3 separate regions of the Homo sapiens genome follow, and regions 1 and 2 are each linked to region 3. Evidence: chromatin loops called from intact Hi-C (ENCODE). Cell type or tissue: GM12878. All regions are shown on one strand.

Region 1 (8,000 bases), 150 kb after region 3:
ATGGATGGAACAACCAGACAGAAGATAAATAAGGAAAACAGAGGATCTGAACAACACTATGGACTAAGCGGGCTGAACGAACATATACAGAATACTCCACCCAACAACAGCAAAATATACATTCCTCTCAAGGGCACATGAAACATTCTCCAGGATAGATCACCTGTTAGGCCACAAAACAAGTTTCAACAAACTTAAAAACCACTTAAGTTATTATATGAAGTATCTTTTTAAATCACAATGGAATGTAACCAGAAATCAATAGCAGAAGGAAAACTGAAAAATCCACAAATATATGGATATTAAACAACATACCCTTGCCCAGGCACAGTGGTTTATGCCTGTAATCCCTGCACTTTGGGCAGCTGAGACAGGCGGATCACTTAAGGCCAGGACTTTGAGACCATCCTGGATTACATGGTGAAACCCTATCTCTCCTAAAAATACAAAAATTAGCCAGGCATGGTGGCACATGTCTGTAATCCCAGCTACTTGGGAGGCTAAGGCACAAGAATCACTTGAACTTGGGAGGTGGAGGTTGCAGTGAGCCAAAGTCGAGCCACTGCACTCCAGCCTGGGTGACAGAGCAAGACTCTGTCTCAAAAAAAAAAAAAAAAAAACCAACAACAACAAAAAACACATTCTTAAAACAACCAATGGGTCAAAGAAGAAATCACAAAGAAAAGTAGAAAATATCTTGAGACAAATGAAAATGAAAACATAACATACCAAAACTTATGAAATGCAATGAATGCTGTTGGGCTGTTTTAAGAGAGGGGTTTATTGCTATAAATGCTTACACTCAAACAAACAAACAAACAAAAAATGGGCCAGACATGGTGGCTCACGCCTGTAACCCCAGCACTTGGGAGGCTGATGGCAGGCAGATCACTTGAAGTTAGGAGTTTCAGAGACCATCCTGGCCAACATGGTAAAACCCCATGTCTACTGAAAATACAAAAATTAGCCGGGTGTGGTGGCGCACGCCTGTAATCCCAGCTACTGGGGAGGCTGAGGCAGGAGAATCACTTGAACCTGGGAGGCAGAGGTTGCAGTGAGTCAGGATCGTGCCACTGCACTCCAGCCTGGGCAACAGTGGGAAACTCTGTCTCAAAAAAAAAAAAAAAGAAGTCAAGGGAGATATGAGGAACCCTCCAGGTGGGGAAGGTGGGAGGATGAGAGCAACCCAGGGAGGGGAAGGAATGTGCAGTCTGTGGTCAGGGCACAGCAGATGAGCTGTAGACAGAACTCAGGGAAGCTGTGTTGAGTGGAAGTGAACAAAGAGGCTAGAGTCATAGGGTGGGGCAGACACGGAAGGCCTTAAATGCCTCTAAGGAGTCTGAATGTCTTCTGAAGGCAAATGGAAACCATTTCTGAAAAGATCCTCTGATTATAAGCGTGCATTAAGCAAAGTTACGTGCTTTTAGAGGAAACATCTCCCGACTCCAGCACTCACTCACCAGCGGGTCACTGATGATCTCCCTCCACAAGTGGCACACCAAGCTCAGGTTCCAATAGAGGTCTTCCACCGGGAGGAAGGCAAACACGTGCCTCAGGACCTCACTAGGCAGGCTGCAAATGTGGCTCAGTGCTTCCTGGCAGGGCAAGGTCCCAAGAAGCCCATAGTATGAGTCAGGAATGGGATCAGGACCCACGTCCCCAGCATCTTGGTCGGTTTCACCAGACTCCGCAGAGAGCCGAGACGTACTGTCCTCTGCTTCTTGCCTGGCCTCCCTAGGCCTTGTGCATGGCACAGACAAATGGTGCCGTGGAGCTTTCTTAGAAACTCCATCCCACCGGCTGGTCCCGGTAGCCTGGTTACTCTCTTCCTCAGAGGACCAAGACCGCTTCCTGGAGGGCGGGGCAGACCCTGGTGAGCCCGGCCCTGCACTGCCTTCCTGAGGCAGTGCACAGCTGCTCTCTGCAGGAAAGATCATGTCACCCTCAGAGTCCTGACAGCTGTCCTGGCCAACAGAATTGCTTTTGGCCATGTCATTGGTGCACGGCTGCTTGCCTGCTAGGAAGAACTCAGGGATGCATCTTTGACTTCCCTGACCTGTAGAGAGAACCCAAACAGGATGGACAAGAAATGAACGATGACTGTTGACCTGCTGTTAATCCATATAAGACACACTAATTTTCAATTATCTATGTTAATAGTGGAAAGAGATAAAAACACATTTATGGGCCAACTGATTATATAAATAACTAATCCAAACAATATTTATATTTGGCTCTATCATATTACCAGACACACATTTGCAAAGAGACAGAGACCAGTCTTCACATGATGTGATGGCCAGCAATACTCCCTGCAGTAAAAACAAGTACAGAGAAACACGCTGCACAGGGAACATCTGAATGGACAGACAAAAAGGAGGTGACTGCTCACAACCACACCGCCACTCACAAAGTGCCCCGCTCCCACTAACTCTACAACAGCAAGTCTACATGTGCTTAAGCAGAAATTCACATGCTTGGGGTCATCAGGATTCGGAAAATCTCACTCTTCTCATTTGACAGTGCTAAAACTTTTATTTTTATTTCTTTTTTATTTATGTATTTATTTATTTTTTAGATGGAATCCCACTCTGTCGCCCAGGCTGGAGTGCAGTGGTGTGATCTTGGCTCACTGCAACCACCACCTCCCAGGTTCAAGTGATTCTCCTGCCTCAGCCTCCCAAGTAGCTGGGACTACAGGCGTATGCCACCATGCCTAGCTCATTTTTGTATTTTAGTAGAGATGGGGTTTCGCCGTGTTGGCCAGGCTGGCCTAGAACTCCTGACCTCAAGTAATCCACTCACCTCGGCCTCCCGCAAAGTGCTGGCATTACAGGCGTGAGCCCCTGCGCCCAGCTTTTATTTGTATTTCTTCCTGTGAAGGTGACACATTAATTTATTTTTAAAATAAAAAGTCGGGACTCAGAATTCTCTTTATAGTGTTAGAGTGGTACCTAATCTCTTCTACATGTTTGTTCAGTGAACATTTACTAAGCACCAATGATTCTGAGACAAATGTAAAGTGAAAAACCTCACAGACTTTTCAGGAACATAGGGAACATTTTCAAACTCCTAAAAATTATTTTTAAATGCCAAAGAAGTAAACACTTTATCAATAATACATAGTTCCTTTCTAAATGGCTGTATCCAAAATATTCACTTTGGAAGAGAATGGACTGAAACTCGGTTTAGCCTTTAACAAAATTTATGAAACTGAAACAGATATTTTTCTATATTAGTAAAATTTAAAAAAAAAATTATAACGGTTAACTGTTTCTTGGGCAATCTGATAGAAACCCAGAGTTTTGACTTCACTATTACTACAGGTTAAATCCATATGATCAGGGTTAAATCCTAGCATTTTCTTTTTTAAAAAATATTATTATTATTTTAAAATAGAGACGGGGTCTCATTATGTTGCCCAGGCTGGGCTGGCACTTCTGGGCTCAAGCAATTCTCCCACTTCAACCTCCCAAACTGCTGGGATTACAAATAAGGCATGAGCTACTGCTCCCAGCCAAATCCTGGTATCTTCCAACTGTTGAATCCAGTCACACCCACAGTCACTGAGATGTCACCACGTGGTCAGGGCCACCTCACAAGTCCTTGTCAGTAAAAAACTCAAAATAGAGAAGAAACAGACTTCTATATATGGAACAAACTCAGTATCAGACAGGATATAAGTAAGTTTCAAACTGCCTCATACAGTTGGTTATAGTAGTTCCCACAGCAGGAAACATACAATAGTTAAAGACAACCAGGCTGGGAGAGGTGGCTCGCACCTGTAATCCTGGCAGTTTGAGAGGCGGAAGCAGGTGGGTCTCTTGAGCCCAGGAGTTTGAGACCAGCCTGGGCAACGTAGCAAAACCCTGTCTCTACAAAAAAATACAAAAATTAGCTAGGCATGGTGGCGCGCGCCTGTAAGTCCCAGCTACTTGGGAGGCTGAGCTGGGAGGCAGAGCTGCAGTGAGCTGAAATGGTGCCACTGCACTCCTGGATGACAGAGCAAGACCCTGCCTCAAAAAAAAAAAAGACAACCAGATAATATTTGAGTTGAATTCTGAAATTAGTTGTATCAAAGGGAAATAAGGCAATCTAGATTTATTAACTAAAGTGGGAATTCATTTGGTACATAGTGGGGACATTCCAGTTGATTTAGCAGAGATAAAATCTGAAGTCAAGGAGCAAGGTTACTGTAGTAGTCCAGGTCCTAGGTGACAAAGAGCTCAGGATGAAGGAATATTTTGGAGGAAAAACAATGACACATGGACCTAGTGACAGATTGGACAGAGAAGATGAATGAAGAGTCAACTAATCTCAGTGTTTCTGGATTGGAATAAGAGTGACACTGGCTCATGTCTTCTATCACTTTATAATTACACAAGCTAATAGGATTCATTCCATCACACTTGTCCACAGCTTTTACAAACTATGATAATAGGATAGAATTTTCATGGAAAACTCGGCGGGGCGCGGTGGCTCACACCTGTAATCCCAGCAGTTTGGGAGGCCGAGGCGGGTGGATCACCTGACGTCAGGAGTTCGAGACCAGCCTGACCAACATGGAGAAACCCCGTCTCTACTAAAAAACAAAATTAGCTGGGGGTGGTGGCACGCACCTGCAATCCCAGCTACTCAGGAGGCGGAGGCAGGAGAATCACTTGAACCCAAAAGGCAGAGGTTGCAGTGAGCCGAGATTGCGCCATTGCACTCCAGCCAGGGCAACAAGATTGAAACTCCGTCTCAAAAAAAAAAAAAAAACTTCATGGAAAACTCACAATAAAAAAAGTGTCAAGCTATTGCATGAAGACTACAAACTCACAGCAGCAACATTTACAAATACTTTTAAACTAGGAGATAGTCAAAGGACCCACACACTACAGGTTTTGAAATGCAAGAGTTTTAGAGGAGACATACCCCTACTCCCTCTTTTTGTTCTCGGTTTAGGATAGAGACCATGGTTCGGATCTCTGTTTGTCCATCTTTGACCGAAGGGCTGGGTCACAGCCAAGTGACTCCGAGCCAAATGCTGGCAGTCAATGGCAGTAAGATGCTTCCGCTTAAACCGTCTCACTGTTTCATACCAGCAGGTAGAAGAAAGGGGATATTCATTAGTTATCACCGATTCTACAAGCTAGCCAGCACATTATACTCAAGTTTCTGCATAGTGACACGATTTTGTCAACACCCCAGCCAACCGTTCCCCCCTCCCCTTGCCCCCCAACTTTGTCCTTTCAATTTCTTCGCATTTTTCTTCCTTAGAATTGAAGAATCCTAAGTGACATTTTAAGATCTTAAGTTTTTTTTTCTACTTATACTTTCTAGAAGACTTGGTCATGAAATGCTCATTTAAGAAAACGTTGTGGCTGGGCGCGCTGGCTCACGTCTGTAATCCCAGAACTTTGGGAGGTGGAGGAGGGGGCAAGACATTTTTAGTAAGTCTACTAAAAATACAAAAATTAGCTGGGCGTGGTGGTGCAGACCTGCAATCCCAGCTACTTAGGAGACCGAGGCAAGACAATCGCTTGAACCCAAGAGGTGGAGGTTGCAGTGAGCTGAGATCGCACCACTGCACTCCAATCTGGGCGACACAGCAAAAAAAGAAGTTGTCACTAGTGGATATACTGAGGTTTGGCATCTGTTCCTTAACTTTCTCCAGGCCATTTATATTTCTATTATAATCAAAAGTATTTAAGAATCGGCTATATATTTTTTTAAATAACAAAAAACTTTTATAACTTTCTTTTTTGTTAAATGGTTAAATTTTTTTTAATTGTAGTAAAAAGCACATAACATGAAAAGCACATAACTAGAAGCAAAACATCATGATAATAAAACAGGCTGCAGTTTCCTTGAAAGAAGGACCAAAGGGCACACATGTCTCAGCCCCCCGAGCCCCTTGGTATTGAGAACTGACTTGAAAGGACAGGAGCGACTCCCCCAGCCCCCAAATGGAAGAGAAGCCAATTCCTTTTCAGGACCTTTAGAGGAGAAAACTTCATATCTTCCCTTAGCAAAACACTACAGCAACAATTGCGCCTAGAATTTTGTTTCAACGGTACTGAAATACTTGGTTTTGTATTACTCATCTTCTTTCAGGTAATTCTTATCCATGTGTAACCAAGACTCTCCATGCTTCTGCATCTGTTACTGCATGTAAGATCTAGCTACCTCCTTATGGCATGAAACACTAAAATGTAAAGATACACTTCTTAAAAAATAAGAATTAGGTCAGGTGCAGTGGCTCACGCCTGTAATCCCAGCACTTTGAGAGGCCAAGATGGGTGGATCACTTGAGGTCTAGAGCTCAAGACCAGCCTGGCAACATGGTGAAACCCCATCTCTACTAAAAATATAAAAATCAGCCAGGTGTGGTGGTGGGCACCTGTAACCCCAGCTACTCAGGAGGCTGAGGCCCAAGAATCACTTGAACCCGGGAGGCGGAGGTTGTAGTGACCCAAGATTGTGCCATTGCACTCCAGCCTGGACGAGAGTACAACTCCATCTCAAAAAAAAAAAAAAAAGAAAAAGAAAAAAAAGAATTAAAGTTAGCCTTTATAGGAGATGGTCAAAAGAGAATAAAATCAGGTTCTACCAGTATCATATTTTCACAGATCCTAAAAAACACTCCAGTAGGTCGGGCGCAGTGTCTCACACCTGTAATCCCAGCACTTTGGGAGGCCGAGGCGGGTGGATCACCTGAGGTCAGGAGTTCAAGACCAGCCTGGCCAACATAGTGAAACCCCGTCTCTATTAAAAATAGAAAAAATTAGCTGGGCATGGTGGCATATGCCCCGGAGGCTGAGGCAGGAGTATCGCTTGAACGTGGGAGGCAGAGGTTGCAGTGAGCCGAGGTCGCACCATTGCACTCCAGCCTGGGCAACAAGAGTGAAACTCCATCTCAAAAAGAAAATAAAGAATACTCCACCACTAAACTATGGTATCAAATGCCAGAATCTCACTCAACATTTCTTTTTTTTTCTTTTTTCTTTTTTTGAGACAGAGTCTCCCTCTGTTGCTTAGGCTGGAGCACAGTGACACAATCTTGGCTCACTGCAACATTCACCTCTTGGGTTCAAGTGATTTTCTTGCCTTGGCCTCCCAAGTAGCTGGGACTACAGGCCCCCTCCACCACACCCAGCTAACTTTTGTATCTTTAGTAGAGACGGGGTTTTACTATGTTGGCCAGGCTGGTCTCGAACTCCTGGCCTCAAGTGATCCGTCCACCTCGGCCTCCCAAAGTGCTGGGATTACAGATGTGAGCCACTGTGCCCAGCTTGACATTTCCTTTAAGCTTGAAAATACATAAAGCCAAGACCCCAGTGATTTAGCTGATATAGTTTACAATATTTTTTCATTATTCCTCCCTAGCTAATTCAGAAATCACCCTTCCAAATTTCAGTTAACTTTTTCAAGGTTTAATACCAGCTTTTTTAAAAAAAAACTTCATGAATATTTTAAGACTTTTCCAAAATCAATTCTACAAACAAAAGCAGTTCTGAGAGCCCCTCTGAAAGGACGCTGGAAATCGTCTAACTACCTGAACTCAGAAGCTGGGTGCAACCCCATGAGCGCCAGGCCTCAGCAATCACAGATGCGCTCACTCTCACGAAGCAGCACAGCGCAGCGTGGTGAGCCGGCGAGGGCCTGGCGGGAGGGCTGGGCTGGCACCCTCAGCTGGCCACTTGGTTGCTCTATGGCTTCAGGGCACCTCAGGTCTCTAAGTCTGATAGGTCTACGGCCATACCACCCTGAACGCGCCCAATCTCATCTAAGTCTGATAAGTGTCATCAGGAACAGATGAGAAAATATGCTCAAAACTGTCTGTCAAATTATCCAACTGCATGCATACAAACTTACCTGTTTCCTCTATTTAACAAGGCTTATGTGAGTAGCCTGCCTAAGACATTGAAATATCCTTCAAATTATAAAGATGCCACCTAATGGCAAAGCAGGAAGTGTATTAGCAGCCCAAATACAGCCAATTCTGTATTACTGGA
Region 2 (8,000 bases), 470 kb after region 3:
GTGGAAGTGTGTTTCCTCAGCAGCTGTGAGTCCTCAGAATACTGGGTCCCCACGGACCAGCCAGCAGAGGGACAGCCCTTCCTTAGTGGGGCTCTCCAAGGGCCATAGGAGCACCATGGGCTGGTGCATGTGGCCTCGGGCTGCTCTGGGGAGAGGGTCATTGGTCCCTCTTACTCACCTCCTGTCGGGAGTGGCCAGACACAGCCTGACCATACAAGGGTGACTAGGAGTTTAGGTTCGAGAGTATTGAGGGTGGCCAGGCATTCCGAGTCCAGGGCCCTCCAGGCAAAAACAACTCATCAACCTTTTGAAAGCAACAGCTGAGTCACTAATACCATTAGCAACCAGAATTTGCACTTTCGGTGTGCCGGCATTCTTCTGAGTGTTTTACCTAGAGTCACTGACTCAATTCTCACTGAAACCCTAGGAGGGAGGCAGTGCTATTGCCTCCATTGTATAGATGAGGCAACTGACACTCAGAGAGGTGAAGTAACTTCCTCAAGGATACACAGCTTATAAACACTGGGATTCACACCCAGTTAGTTTGGCTCCAGCATTCCTGCTTTTGACCCCAACATTACACAGCCTCTGATTTATACAATTACAAACATTTTAAATACTGGAAGCTGAATTCAAACTGCATCCACCAACTTGACTTCTAAGACCCCATACACTTTACCTGAGGGGTGCTCAGCCACCAGGCAAAGAATGGGCTGCAGTGACACACTGGCACACGTGCCTCCCGCTTGCGTCTGTGTTCTAAGCTGCTGCGTCCCTGTTGATGTGCACTGAGCTTGCGAGTGATTTGGACTCTCGAGACAATTTCTTTTTTCTTTTCTTTTTTTTTTTTTGAGACGGAGTCTCGCTCTGGCTGGAGTGAAGTGGCGTGATCTTGGCTCACTGCAACCTCCACCTCCTGGGTTCAAACAATTCTCCTGCCTCAGCCTCCCAAGTAGCTGGGATTACAGGTGCCCGCCACCATGCCTGGCCATTTGTTTTTGTATTTTTAGTACAGACGGGGTTCTACCATGTCGGTCAGGCTGGTTTCAAACTCCTAACCTCAAGTGATCCACCTGCCTCAGCCTTCCAAAGTGCTAGGATTACAGGCCTGAGCTACCGCGCCCGGCCTCTCGAGACAATTTCTGTTCAGCCAACTTTTCCTATATCTTTCTCAAAATTATTAGTTTCCGCCCACTGTTCCAATCGAATATGGTCTCTTTTATGAATACCAGCTCTGTCGCCTGCAGCACATTTGCTCTCCCTGGAAGCTTTGGGTCATTTGTGGATCTGGACAGCGTGTTTTCACTGAAGCCGCTGGGTGAGAACAGTGGAGGCGCAGGCGCAGGCTGGGGGCTGGGCAGACACTTCCTTTAGGTGCTGCTGTGTATTCAGCTATGGATCCATCCACTGTGCACTCCCATCCAGCCGGTTTGTCCCAGAGGTGGTGGTAGGGAAGTTCCAGGACATTCCTGTTTCCTCCGCTGCCTTCTCTCTTAGCTGAGCCCTTTCTCACCTTTCCTCCCAGACCCTGTTCCCTCCCCTTACTTGCGGGGCATCCTCGGGGACAGGTTCTGAAACCACAGCTGTGGGCCAGCGTTCCACCTATTGTCTGCGAGCCAGCAGAGCAGAACAAACCTGCCTGAGATTCTCATTACAGCTTGTGATTTGGGAGACGGGCCAGCTGCGGCTGTTGCCAGGGCAACCAGTGGTGCGGAAAAAGGTAACAAAAAAGAGCCTGGAGCCTCTTGACCGGACTTCAGGAGTGAAGGAGTGGAGGGGAGGGCTCGGGCTTGCCATTCAGGAGCGATTGTTGACATGTCAACTGCAATCCCTCTGCCCCTCTCCAGGCCGGGACAGCCCCCAGCACAGCGCCCTGCCATGCACCACCAGCATGTGCCTGCTCTGTGTCTGTGTTTTCAGGGGTCCACTTGGCCCTGCGTAGCCTTTTCTCTTTTATGCATTTCCCCACTCACACTTGAATGTCTTCAATTCCTTCCTCCCTTTCTCTCATTCTCTTCTGCAGCCCCTTTCCCTCTCCTTTCCCACGTACCAGAACATCAGCCTCAAAAGATTAAAAGAAAATTAGCCAGGGGTGGTGACACGTGCCTGTAATCTAGCTACTCAGGAGGCTGAGGTGGGAGGCTCTCTTGAGCTCAGGAGGTGGAGGCTGCAGTGAGCTGTGATTGTGCCACCGCACTCCAGCCTGCGCGACACAAGTCCCCATGTCTCTAAAATAAAATTTAAAAAAATAATAAAATGAAATGTAAATAAGGCACGGGAGGGAACTGATGGTCCTGTGCTGGCAGATCCTGCGGCCTCAGCACCTAAGCGGCCAATGGGCAAAGGTGGTGAATTCAGCCTGTCTAGATAACCTGTGATTCATTGGTTGGGCAGTGATTTGTGACGAGCCCTGGGACGGTTTCTTTCCAGTTACCCACTGGACGTCTTGTGCTGCCATATCCTGGGGAGCCAGAGGGGGGCATTTTCCTTTGAAGGCTTTGAGAGTCATAGCCAAGCCCTTTTCTCCATGGCGTCCCTCCCTGACCCCACCCAACATTTCAGGAGTTAACCTTCCTAAGAGCCGAGCTCTGGCCGTTTTACTCATCGAAGAGGGAATCCCCTACACATTTTAGGTACTCACGCAGCTCGCTTGCCTGAGCACAGGCTTCGACCTTTACCTCACTTCTGGTAGGAGGTCTGTTTCATTCCCATCCAATCTGCAGGTTTTTCCCTAATCCCTTAAGGAAGCAGTAACTTCATGTTTCTCAGAATATCCTGATTGGAAGAATCACTCGGCAGCTTAGAGCACAGATTCCTGAGCCGCATCTCAGACCTACTGAATCAGAAACTCTGGGGAAGTTATCTGGGAATCTGCTTTAGAAAAATTGCCCCCGGTGATGCTCATGTTAGGAGAGGTTTGGGGAACAAAGCCCAAGTGCTGATTTTCGCTTCTCGGGCTCAGCACTTGGGTTCTGTCTGGGCCTCAGGGTACTCTTTCATCTGCAAGGTGGAACTGATCCTCACAGCTCTGCTATCCTGCCCACAAACTTCCCAGACCAGGGAGGCTCTGGGGAGGCATGGCCGGCCTGGTGCTGGCCCAGTGTGGTCAGGACTAGGTCATGCCCCTGTTGCCCATGGCTCACCATGCTGTGGATATCACATCCATCCATGCCTATTGGCTCATGGCAGCTTAAGCCCTAGAAAGAACAGGTGGGAGAACTTTAGCTCTATGTGCCCACCAGGGATCTCACACCTCCTGGCTGCAGGAGCTGGACGGGAGGTCACCTGGCTTTGATGTAAGCTGCCACCTCTTTATGCATCCATCCTGCGAGCACTTGACATGCTATTGCTCTGCGGCATCGTGGCAGCGCTGTATACCGAGAGGAATGCAGGGTTTAGGGCTCAAAAGCTCTGGTTGAATCCTGGCTGCCACTTGCTACCTGTGGGGTCCTGGAGCACTTCCTTTCCTTATCTGTAAAACATGGATAACAACCAACTTCACAGGGTTGCTGTGAAAATTAAGTATGAAAAATTTCCAGCAGAGTGCTTTGCAGATAGAGAACTCGATGCATGTCAGTTCCCTTTCTGTTCATTTTCTCTCTTCCTGTTCAGGTACAGGCTGATTCATTAAACCTCTCTCACTTCTTCTTTCAGATCCCATTAAAACACTTCTGAAGAAAGGTCAAGATACAAAAATCAATTGTATTTTCATATAGTAGCACCAAACATTTGGGAACTGATATTTAAAAAACCAATTCCATTTACAATAGTGTCAAAAAACATAAGATAATTAGCAACAGATTAATAAAAGATGGGAAATATTCAATATCAATACTGAAAACACAAGATGATGCTGAGAGAAATTAAAGAAGATGTAAATACATGGAAAGATATACTATGTTCATGGATTGGACAACTCAGTATTAATATGTCAGTTCCCCCTAAGCTGAAGTATGGCTTCAACACAATCCCAATAGGCTTTCATTTAAAACAAATATAAATTGACAAATGAATTTTAAAATTTGGAAATGTAGAGACTTAGAATAGGCAAAACAATTTAGGAAAAGAAGAAAAAGTTGGAGAGCTTACACTACCTAACATCAAGTTTTACTGTAAAGCTAGCTATTTAAATAGTGTGGTATTGACCTAAGAATAGACAAATAGATGAGTGGAGCTCAGAAGTAGACCCACACTGACATGAACAATTGACTGTTGACAAAATTATCAAAGCAATTCAACAGGGAAAGGATGGCCTTTTCAACAAATGGTGGTGGTGGTCAGGCGTGGTGGCTCATCATGCCTGTAATCCCAGCACTTTGGGAGGCCAAGGCAGGCGGATCACCTGAGGTCAGGAGTTCGAGACCAGCCTGGCCAACATGGTGAAACCCCATCTCTACTAAAAATACAAAAATAAGCCAGGCCGGGGGATGGGGGCACCTGTAATCCCAGCTACTTGGGAGGCTGAGGCAGGAGAATCACTTGAACCCGGGAGGCATAGGTTGCAGTGAGCTGAGACTGCGCCATTGCACTCCAGCCTGGGCAACAAGAGAGAGACTCCATCTCAAAAAACAACAAACAAACAAACAAACAAAACATCCCCTCCCCAAAAAATGGTTCTGGAACAGCTGAATATCCATGGGAAAAACATTAACTTTGACTATTCCCTCGCCATACACAAAATTAAGTCAAGATTGGTCATAAACTCAAATATGAAAGCAAAACCCATAAAAGCTTTTTGAAGAAAATGGGAAATGAAGGATAATATCTTTGTGGTCAAGGAGCAGACAAAGATTTCTTTGTTAGAATACAGAAAACAATAACCATGAAATAAACAGTTAATGAATTAGACGTTAAAAAAATTAAAAACTTCTGCTCATCAAAGCAAGCGTCATAATGGACAAGCCACAGACTCAGAAAAATATTTGCATTTGCAAAACCTGTGTCTGACAAAGGATTTATGAGAATTTATAAAGAACTCCTACAACCTAATAATAAAAACACAAACAGCCCAATTAAAAAATGGGCAAAAGTCTTGATGGCCCCTCCTTATTTCTTTATAGAAATATATTAGGGTCAGAGGCAGTGGCTCACACTTGTAATCTCAGCACTTTGGAAGGCTGTGGTGGGCGGATCACTTGAGGTCAGGAGTTCAAGACCAGCTTGGCCAACATAGTGAAACCCTGTCTCTACTAAAAATACAAAAATTCGCCAGGTGTGGTGGCACATGCTGGTAATCCCAGCTACTTGGCAGGCTGAGGCGGGAGGATCACTTGAACTCAGGAGGCAGAGGTTGCAGTGAGCCGAGGCACTGTACTGCAGCCTGGGCTCAGAGTGAGACTCTATTTCAAAAAAAAAAAAAAATATATATATATATATATACACACACATATATTTTCAACTGGCCAATAAATAAATGAAAAGATGCTCAACATTATTACTTCTTAGAGCAATGAAATGAAAACCACAATGCAATACTACGTCCCCCACTAGAATGGCTAAACTTAAGAAGCTTTACGACATCAAGTGCTGGCAAGGACAGGGGGCAACCTGAACTCTCTCATATGTGGCTGGTTGGAGTACAGGATGGTGTAACCACCTTGGAAAAGGGTTTGGTGCTTATAAAGTTAAACAAATACCTACCCTATGACCCAGACATCTCACTGCAAGATATCTATCAAAAGGAAATGAAAGCATATGTCTACAAACAACCTGTACAAGAATGTTCATAGCAGCTTTATTTATGATAGCGAAAACCGGGAAGCAACGTCTATCAGAAAGAGAATGAATGAACGAATTCTGTTATATTCTCATAACGGACTCCTGCACCACAATGAAAAGAACTAAAAAGACATGGATGAATCCTGCAGACATGGCACCGAGCCAAAGAAGCCGGATACAGAAGAGTGCACGGATGTGTGGATGTTTTTTTTTTTTTTCGAGATGGAGTCTCACTTTGTTGCCCAGGCTGGAGTGCAGTGGCATGATCTTGGCTCACTGCAGCCTCTGCCTCCCTGGTTCAAGCAATTCTGCTGCCTCAGCCTCCTGAGTAGCTGGGGTTACAGGCGTGCACCACCATGCCCGGCTAATTTTTGTATTTTTAGTAGAGAGGGGTTTCACCATGTCGGCCAGGCTGGTCTTGAACTCCTGACCTCAGGAAATCCACCCGCCTTGGCCTCCCAAGTGCTGGGATTACAGGCATGAGCGACAAGCCTGGCCCCCTTTTTTTTTTTTGAGACAGAGTCTTGCTCTGTCTCCTAGGCTGGAGTGCAGTGGTACGATCTTGGTTCACTGCCTCCCAAGTTCAAGTGATTTTTGGTCCTCAGCCTCCCGAGTAGCTGGGATTACAGGTGCCCACCACCACACCCAGATAATTTTTGTATTTTTAGTAGAGATAGGGTTTAGCCATATTGGCTAGGCTCGTCTTGAACTCCTGATCTCAAGTGATCTGCCTGCCTCAGACTCCCAAACTGCTGGGATTACAGGCGTGAGTCACTGCGCCCAGACTTGCTTCCATTTAGATGGAGCCCCAGCTCAGCAAACCCAGTCTATATTGAGAGAAATCAGATCCGTGGCTGCTGCTGGGTGAGAACTTGGTCAGGAGGGGGCCAAATGGAGCTTTCTAGCATGGTAAACACATGCCATATGACTTGGTAGGGATGTGAGCCGCATGCATGGATTGTACATTAAAATGCACTGGACTGTACATTTCAGGTTTCATTGTGTGTAAATTTTACTTCTGAAACACTATGAACAGATATTGACCCTGGTGAGTAGGTTTGCTTTTCTCAGTGGTAGGGGTTAACAATTCTGAAACCATTTTCTGTTTACCAGAGGTTTAAGCAAGTGAGAAAACGTAATAAAATGGGAGGCAGCCTTCTGGCTGGGAAGGGGCAGAGTATCTGTGACCTTCTGCTGGTTCCCGATAATGGCCTTGGGGTCCGTCTCCCAAGCACCTCTGCTGGGGCTGCCCCTCAGCCCTCCCGCGTGTTGGGGCGGTGGTGGGGACAGTTCCCATGTGTGTTCGTGAAGCCCGCCCAGAACTTCAGCACCTTGGGCCGGGCACGGTGGCTCACACGTGTAATCCCAGCACTTTGGGAGGCTGAGGCGGGCAGATCATGAGGTCAGGAGTTCAAGACCAGCCTGAACAACTTGGTGAAACCCTGTCTCTACTAAAAATTACAAAAATTAGCCGACTAAAAATTACAAAAATTAGCCGGGCGTGGTGGTGCGTGCCTGTAATCCCAGCTACTCAGGAGGCTGAGGCAGAAGAATTGCTCGAACCTGAGAGGCGGAGATTGCAGTGATCGGAGATCGTGCCATTGCACTCCAGCCTGGGCGACAGAGTGAGACGCCATTTCAAAAAAAAACGAAGAACTTCAGCACCTTTAACATTGGGCACACGCTGAGCTGTAAGTAGGGGACGGAGGTGCCAGAGGAGGGACAAAGGATAACCAAGGCCTCCTAACACCTGGGCCATGGGGGTTTAGGCATGCATCGTTTTTAGCTTCTTGTCGTGGAGATCACGCTGTGTATTTCATTATACATACTTTGCATTCATTTAGGTTGCTTGCTTGGTTCATATACACACCCTTTACCTCTATGGGGATGATGTGCTGAGGAACAAGGCGTGTGTGGGGTGTGTGTGTGTGGGGTGTGGCTGTGGTGTGTGTGCGGGGTGTGCGTGTGTGTGGGGGTGTGTGTGCGGGGTGTGTGTGTGGGGGTGTGTGTGCGGGGTGTGTGTGTGGGGGTGTGTGTGTGCGGGGTGTGTGTGTGTGTGGGTGTGTGCAGGGTGTGCGTGTGCAGGGTGTGTGTGTGCGGGGTGTGTGTGTGCGGGGTGTGTGTGTGCGGGGTGTGTGGGTGCGGGGTGTGTGTGTGCAGGGTGTGTGGGTGCGGGGTGTGTGTGTGCGGGGTGTGTGTGTGTGCGCGGTGTGTGTGTGTGCGGGGTGTGCGTGTGCGGGGTGTGTGGGTGCGGGGTGTGTGTGCGGGGCATGTGTGTGGGG
Region 3 (8,000 bases):
TGGAAAGGCGGGAAAGGTGGGGAAAAGATTGAGAAATCGGATGGTTGCCGTGTCTGTGTAGAGAGAGGTAGACATGGGAGACTTTTCATTTTGTTCTGCACTAAGAAAAATTCCTCTGCCTTGGGATCCTGTTGATCTGTGACCTTACCCCCAACCCTGTGCTCTCTGAAACATGTGCTGTGTCCACTCAGGATTAAATGGATTAAGGGCGGTGAAAAAAAAAAAAAAAAAAAAAAAAAAAAAAAAAAAGTGATGGCCAAGACTCATAAGATGAATTAAGCGGACTCTCTGGGGAACAGAACCGAACATCACAATACCTTCCCTTCCAGTTCCTTGAATACTTCCAAATCGCACTTAGGATTGAAACTCACCAAATTAGAGAGATGGAATAATGATTTCCATGGTTGGTCTGATTCACTAGGAACAGGTATGCTCAAGCAGTACTTCTCAACCTTTAATGCATTTAGAAATCATCCAGGGATCTTGTCACGGAGCAAATTCTGACTCGGGAGGTCAGGGGTTACCGCCTAAGATTCTGGTGCAAACAGGTTCCACAGGAGGCCTATGTTGTGGGTGCATGAACCCCATTTTGAGTAACAAGGCTATCAAGTCAGAGAATAAATACGCATTGCTTTTACCCACACAGAACTTGCGACTGAAATGAGAAAATAGGCTGAGTGTGATAGCTCATGCCTGTAATACCTGCACTTTGGGAGGCCAAGGCAGGAGGATCCCATGAGCCCAGGAGTTCAAAACCAGCCTGGGCAACATAGTGAGACTCTGCCTCTTAAAAAAAAATTAGAAAAAGGGAAAACCAATCTGGGAAAGATCAAATATTGATCAAACATTGCAAATAATGCCATAAATGATCAGAATAGGGAGAGTAACATGCTACCTGGAGAACTAGAAAAAAAATTCTCAGAGAAGGTGGCCCTGGGACCTCCTGGCTCTGAATGGTGGTTCTGAATATCAGGAGAGGGGCTGGAGAATGGTGTTTTCTAGTGATGCTGCTGGAGTCGTGTACATGGACCGTGTTCCATGAGTAGTGAGCTGACCAATTAGAGAGATGAGGGGTTTGCCAGGACAACTACATAATGAGCCATATTTCAACATACATGAAGTTTTGTGTGTGTGTGCCAAGCAAATGAGTCTCAGATTCTCGGACAAAAACGAATACTTTTGCTCAGACAGACAGCATGTGAGTGCTTCTCCCCCAGCTTCAACCCTGCAGTGTCTACAGGTGTCATTGGTCCCCGGTAGACGTCCTCGGTTCAATGGGTCACTGATCACTTATCACCAGCACCACATGACCCTGGATGGCAGCCAAAGAGTTCCTGGGTCTTGTTTCCCTACCTCCACATTTTTTTCCTGACCCAGCCCGAGCCACGTGCACACCACAGGGCTGGAGTCCCAGTGCTTTTGTCCTGACAGCCCATTCTCCCACTCCCACACCCAACCAGTTCCCCGGGGGGTTTTTGACCAGCAGCTCCGCCTGCAGCCCTCGACCCGGATCCAGGCATCCTGCTTAAGGAGGGGTTCAGGTGGCAGGAAACTCCAGGGCAACAAAGTGTGGGTGGCATGGGTGGGGTTGACCGGAAGGTCACTGTGCTGGGAGGAAGAGGAACGGGTGGAGGGAAGGCAAGATACGGATCAGGAGTATTGACATCCTGTGCCAGTAGAGGGGCCTGCCCCATGGTGGAAGGTGTGGCCGGATGAGCTCGCTGGCCCATGTCCCCCCGTTTCCCAGGCTTTTTCCTCCCACGCTGTATGCAGTGCAAGAACAAGCTGGTGCAATTGGACTAGCAGCAATTGAGTCCTTTTACCCAAAAGAAGAAGAAAGAGCAATGTTTCAAAAGAATAAAAAGGAAGCTGCAGCCAGGTGCAGTGGCTCATTCCTGTAATCCCAGCACTTTGGGGGGCCAAGAGGGGAGGATCCCTGGAGCCCAGGAGTTTGAGACCAGCCTGGGCAACATAGTGAGACCCCACCTCTATTTTTTAAAATGATAATTAATTTTAAATAAGGAAGTTTGTGAAAGCCATTGGTTTCTTTATTCTAAAGAGCGTGGAAAATAGGACAGTCTCCAACAGGCCCTGATTTCCTTTGGTAAGAAAATGAGCAAAGCTATAGACTAGGAAACATGACTGGTTAAAGCCGGCCCATGCACCAACTCCGATACTGATAGTTATGTTTCCTTTCGTTCTTATTTGCTTCAAGCTTTGTTCCAGAAAACATTTGAACACTAGCTAGAACCACCACAGTGAATATCCATTGCCTAAATGCTATCTTTCAGGTATTATGTTCAGACATAGTATTACTTTGGTTAATTCTCAAAATAAAGTAGGTCATATGATTATCCCCATTTTCTGCCTGGTGAACTGTGGTTAAATGGGCTTACAGAGATTAAATGGGTTGCCTGATGTAGCCCAACGAGGAAGGGGCTAGGATAGGAAGCAGGCGCTCTCATTCCAGAACCTGCCTTTTTTCCTCCTGTCTAAACTGCTGCTAAAGGTCAAAGACAAAGGTGCCATGTGAGCAGGGAAGTTATTTTTGTTTTTTACAAAGGTGAAGTAATAGGCTGTGAGTAATGCCCACTGCTCCTTCAGCCCCAGGTACATGCAGTGAGGCGGTACCCACAGAGCCGCGTGGCACTCCTCAACCTGCTAGAGCAGCCGGCCTCCTGCAGGATGGCTTAAGGACCACCTGGTCCTTGGGGTCTGGGTTCTCCGGGTCCTGCTGTTCCCTGCAGCCTTCCTTCTACCCCCAGAGCAGCTTGGGGGCATCTTTAGAGAAAGCGGCAGTGTCGCACCTGCCCCAGCAGCCACAAAACAGAGGAAATTCTGAGCACCTCCGGGCGTGAGTCACCATACCACATTCAGGAATTGCCACCTCTGCCCACAGAATCACCCACTCTTTTCTGTTTGGGACCAAAATAGATACCTCCTTCAGAAGCCGCTGCTTTCTGTACTCTCAGCAATAAAAAAACAAAGGCTAGGATAGGTGTGTGCCTCTGAGGCGTGAGGGGGGGCGCGTTTTCTCCCCTGGGAAGGTTTTCAGAGAGAAGTTGTTGCTACAGCAGTACAGGCAGCTGATGGGTTGAGGGTACAGGAGGAAGAGGGAAAGTCAGGGAGATTGGAGACAACCTCTTGTGTGGTAGGACTTCCGGCTATTGGTTTGTTCATTCCTTTGTTCATTCATTCATTCAGCAAATGTTCATTGAGGAACTGCTATGTGTCAGGCACAGGGTTTGAGACACAGAGATGAATAAGAGCCCATCCTTGACCTCTGCACAGACAATTATGACACAGGCTAAGTGCTGAGATACAAGTTTAAAGAAGGAGTCGATGGAACACACAGATCGATGTTCATTACCCCTGCAAAACCCAGCACATCTCACATCAGGGACTGCCTCATTCACATCATGTTAGATGTGACAGAGAGGACAGCAGAGAGCGTTGTTTTGTCATCAACTACTAAAATTATTAAAACCAAACACCACTAATTTTGAACTTCAGGTAGACAGAGGATGTAGAGTTTTCCTTTGCTCAAGAAATTCCTTTACAGAGAAAATGGGAACATTTCAAGTGGGAGTATTTCAATTCCTTTAATAACAACCTGTTTTCTAGCTCCCACATTCCCCAAGTATTCTAGAAGCACCTTTCATAATGGACAGCTCTGACCAACTGCCCCACACACATGCATGTGAACCGTTCTCCAATCCTAAAAGTCTGTGACTTCTCCAAGGAAAGGAGGAAGGAATCGTATTAGTCCAGTTTACATTATTATATACTTTGTAGCAAAGCAGCAATGTTTCCTTAAAAAATTCTATATATATATATATATATATATATAGCTGGGCATGATGGCTCACGTCTGTAATCCCAGCACTTTGGGAGGCTGAGGCGGGCAGATCACCTGAGGTCAGGAGTTCGAGAACAGCTGACCAACATGGTGAAACCCCGTCTCTACTAAAAATACAAAAGTTAGCCAGGTGTGGTGGCACATGCCTGTAATCCCAGCTACTCAGGGAGGCTGAGGCAGGAGAATCCCCTGAACCTGGAGGCTGAGGTTGCAGTGAGCCGAGATTGAGCCACTGCACTCCAGCCTGGGTGACAGAGGGAAACTCCGTCTCAAAAAAAAAAAGAAAAAAAATATATATATATATATATATATATTTGTGTGTATTTTCTCCTCATGAAATGAGCTCCTTGAAGCAAATCGGCCCATCTTTTCAGAGAAAGATCAGTTTATTACGTCACCAAGTAAAGGGCAAAGGAATCATTTCTAAAAGTTTCGTTTGAAGTCCCCGGAGTTAAAGTTGACGTCAGCCTCTTCCTGCCCTGGTGCCCCGAGAGTTTCCCGGGAGTTTTGGGGATGACACCCGGCTGCATGCGTGACATCTCGCTGGCTGGGGGCAGGCCTGGTGGCTTCCCCGACAATGAAACCAGGCAGAGCCTGCAACCCAGCTGAGCACCAGTGTGGTCTCTGCTTCCGGTCCTTGTGGTAGCACCTCTGTTTACAGCCTGATTTAGAACAAAAAGAACTTTTGTAAAGGAGAAAACTCCTTATATTAAATGGAAAGCAAAACAAACAATTACCAAAAAAAAAAAAAAGTTGGAGGGGTGTTTCAGAATAAAAGAGCCGTCTCTCCAGACATCTGTCTGACGCCCAGGTGGCGCTGAGACCACAGGGTGAGCCTTTTGGCTGGAGATGTTGATCCCTGGTTTACTGCACTTCGGGCTTTCACTACCTTTCACCCACCGGACCATCAGTTTCACTTTCCCTCTCCCAGCGTCTCTCAAGCTCTGCTTCTCTGGCCCCGTTTTCAATCTAGTGCAAGAGGACCTGTAGCCAGGGCACCCATCCTCCTCCTCCTCGTCCTGCACTGGGATCCCAGCTCTGAGCACTCCCGGGCCAGGGAGGCCTTGCTGCGTGCTCTGCTTCTGTGATCTTACAGATTCCTCATGGCCACCATAGGAGATGGGGACTGTTAGCACTATTCCCCCACCCCAACCACCTTTTTTTTGAGACAGAGTCTCACTCTGTTGCCCAGACTGGAGTGCAGTGGTATGATCTCGGCTCACTGCAACCTCTGCCTCCCGGGTTCAAGAGATTCTCATGCCTCAGCCTCCCCAGTAGCTGGGATTACAGGCATGCCCCATCGCCATGCCTGACTAATTTTTGTATTTTTAGTAGAGACAGGTTAGTAGAGACCATGTTGGCCAGGCTGGTCTCAAACTCCTGACCTCAATTGATCCACCAGTCTCAGCCTCCCAAAGTGCTGGGATTACAGGCTTGAGCCACCACGCCCTGCCACCATTCCCATTTTACGGATGAGGAAACTGAGACCATGAGGCAGTAATTCACTCTCCCAAGAAAGCAAGGAGCCAGTAGATCTGAGCAGAACCCATGCATTCAGGCCGACACAGGAAGCAAGCTGTCAACAGGCACTGTTCATCTCCTGGGCTGCCTAGGCAGGCCCTGAAGCTCTGGTTTTCAGTCACCCTGTTATTCATCCCCAAGTTAATCTCCCCTGAAAGCACCTGTCGTGATGCCCTTTCGGCTGCAAGAGCTCCAGTCATTTCCATTGCCTCAGGGGCACTTTGCTACCTCCTCTGCCTGGCACACAACATGCTCCCCAGCCAAGACTGTTCCCTCAGCACATAGCACGCCTTGGCCAGCAGGTCTCCTCCTGTCCTTCAAAGGGAACCTCCTCATTTGTGATTTCAAAGCTGGACTCCCAGGAACACCCTCCTCCCTTACTGGAACAATCTTCCCCATCTTGTCTGCCTACCGGAATTTTTCCCAACCAGAAAAGCGTCTTGAGAGAATGGAAAAGTCTTATGAATTTGGAAAGTTGACAGCTTGAATTCAAATCCTAGCTTGAACTTGTGAATTTCTACTTTCCTTTACGAAAACCTTTGCATGCCATTCTGTGCAGGCACTAGCAAGGTGGTGGGAGGGAGATGGATACAGTAGGGTGAGTGCCGTGTAAAGAAAAGGGAGCAAAGTCTGGGACTGCAGAGAAATGCCACAAAGCACAGACAGAAGAGTCCCGGAGGCTTCCCAGAGAAAGATGACAGCCAATGGGAGACCTCCAGGGAAAGCAGGAGTTAAGAAGGTAGAAATGCATTAGGGAAGTGTGGCATGAGCATGATGGTCAATTTCAATGTGTCCACTTGCCTGGGCTAAGGGATGCCCAGATAGCTGGCTAAACAGTCTCTCTGGGGGTGTCTGTGAGGGTATTTCCAGGAGACACTAGCATTTGAATTGAATAGACTGGGTAAATTTCTTGTTGGTAGACTGAGTAAAGAAAATCACCCTCACCAGTGTGGTGGGGATCATCCAACCATAGAGGACCAGAATAGAACAAGAAGGCAGAGGAAGGTTGCATTCTCTCTGTTCAAGCTGGGACATCCGTCGTCTGCTCTTGGACATTTGCACTCCTGGTTCTCCAGCTTTTGGACTCTGGGACTTACAGCAGGGCCCCTCTGCTCCTCAGGCCTTCAGTCTTAGACTGAGCCACACCACCAGCTTTCCTAGTTATCCAGCTCCAGCTGGCATATTGTGGGACTTCTCAGCCTCCATAATTGAGTGAGCCAACTCCCATTATAAATATTCTCTTATTTATCTACATACATCCTATTGGTTTTGTTTCTCTAGAGAAATTCTGTTTCCCTGAATAATACAATGACCAAGGCCCAAGACAAAACACATGGTGAGCTCCAAGAGCCACGCAGAGTCCCGCAAGGCAGGAGAGCTCAGGCACATAGTGGAAGCAGAGATTTTGAAGTTGGGCATGAGCTGTGTCTTGGAGTCTCCCCATGTCACTGGGCTTAAACTGTGTCCTGGAAGGAACAGAACATCCCAGAGGGGTCTCAGTCAGGGCATGGCTTGTACTTTGGAGAGACAGCATTGGGTTTATGTGAAGAATGAAGGAAGAAGAGAAAGCACTGGGTTTATGTGAAGAATGAAGGGAAGCAGAAAGGCAAACCCATAGGGCATTGAGTAACCTCCATGGAAGTCCATGAGGGTAGGGTTTTAACCTCGGTGGGCCTCAGCTTCTGTTCGTATAAAATGGGAATAACACAGACCCTGCTGGGTGCTGTAAGGCTACATAAGCTAGCCTGCCTAGAGTGACCAGAGCACACAGTAGGTGCTCACTAAATGTGACTTGCTGGGCTTCTAGTCTGCATGGCCAAAGGCCCTTCCCTCGGACCTTTCCGTGTGGATGCCTCACAGGCTGCTCAGTCTACACATCCAGAACTGTCCTCCCTCCCTGGAACCTACTCTTTCTCCTCTCTTTGCTATCTCAATGAATGGCACCCCATCCTCCCCATCGCCCAGGAAATCTGGGCAAAATCCTCATTTCTTCCTTGCTGTCCTCCATGCACCTAATAATCCAGCCTCAATTTTTGGCAATTCCAACTTCTAAAATCTCTTAACGCCAGCAACCCCTCTTCTTGCTTACTTATCACCACCCACCTCAGGACTCCCATGACAGCCTTCCTGTGATGCATGACGGGCACATGACAAGGGCAGTTGAGGGTCAGGGGCCACGGGAGCAGGATGCAGCCAGCACATGAGGGAGGATAGGCGGGAGGACAGGCAGACACTTGTGCGTAAGAGCACGCACTTGTCAGGCTGCCTGGGTCCAAGTCCTAGCTCCACCACTGAGGGGCTGTGTGTCTCTGGGCAAGTCACTGGGCCTCTCTGTGCCTTAGTTCCTGCCTCTAGAGAACGGAGATGAGAAGAACACATCACCTCATAATTAATTACTGCATAAGTAATAATTTTAATTATATTGACTATTATACTCTATTAGTGTATGATGTCTTTTATTATATATATTTATCATATAATATACTAATTATATTAATGAGTATACTATAGTATTTTATATAACATACCCTAATTGCTTATTATATATCTGTATAATTATTTTATCATATAAGATAATTTCATAAGCTAAGATGGTATTTTATATATTTCATTTATTATA

The links. A loop is a pair of places that touch in the nucleus more often than their neighbours do. Peaks named below come from ENCODE experiments on the same cell type or tissue, not always from the same donor. Only the 100,000 strongest peaks of a DNase experiment are listed, where the experiment ranks them.
Region 1: a loop joins it to region 3, with 6 times the contacts of the local background. A loop is called at or near these places in 3 of 110 quality-filtered maps.
Region 2: a loop joins it to region 3, with 7 times the contacts of the local background. A loop is called at or near these places in 2 of 110 quality-filtered maps.

What each region holds. Positions count from the first base shown.
Region 1 is chr10:5,900,093-5,908,092 of GRCh38, reverse strand. FBH1 (F-box DNA helicase 1) reads right to left here. Exons shown (of 21, transcript NM_178150.3): 2 at 4,918-5,073; 3 at 1,461-2,056. Among named protein-coding and RNA genes, the nearest start is that of FBH1, 14 kb to the right of the region's middle. In GM12878, no CTCF peak of the experiment used is centred here; a DNase peak (open chromatin) is centred at 3,692; H3K4me3 peaks cover 417 bases; H3K27ac peaks cover 2,523 bases.
Region 2 is chr10:5,577,431-5,585,430 of GRCh38, reverse strand. No RefSeq gene overlaps it. Among named protein-coding and RNA genes, the nearest start is that of LASTR, 15 kb to the left of the region's middle. RefSeq lists enhancers at 1-892, 1,499-2,027. In GM12878, no CTCF peak of the experiment used is centred here; DNase peaks (open chromatin) are centred at 360, 1,620, 3,590 and 6,670; H3K4me3 peaks cover 1,962 bases; H3K27ac peaks cover 2,185 bases; H3K27me3 peaks cover 88 bases.
Region 3 is chr10:6,047,668-6,055,667 of GRCh38, reverse strand. The region is part of intron 1 of IL2RA (interleukin 2 receptor subunit alpha); the gene reads left to right. Among named protein-coding and RNA genes, the nearest start is that of IL2RA, 11 kb to the left of the region's middle. RefSeq lists a cis regulatory region at 2,642-3,142 and enhancers at 4,164-4,433, 4,524-4,653, 4,664-5,043. In GM12878, a CTCF peak has its summit at 4,675; DNase peaks (open chromatin) are centred at 2,937, 4,467 and 4,727; H3K4me3 peaks cover 1,423 bases; H3K27ac peaks cover 3,429 bases.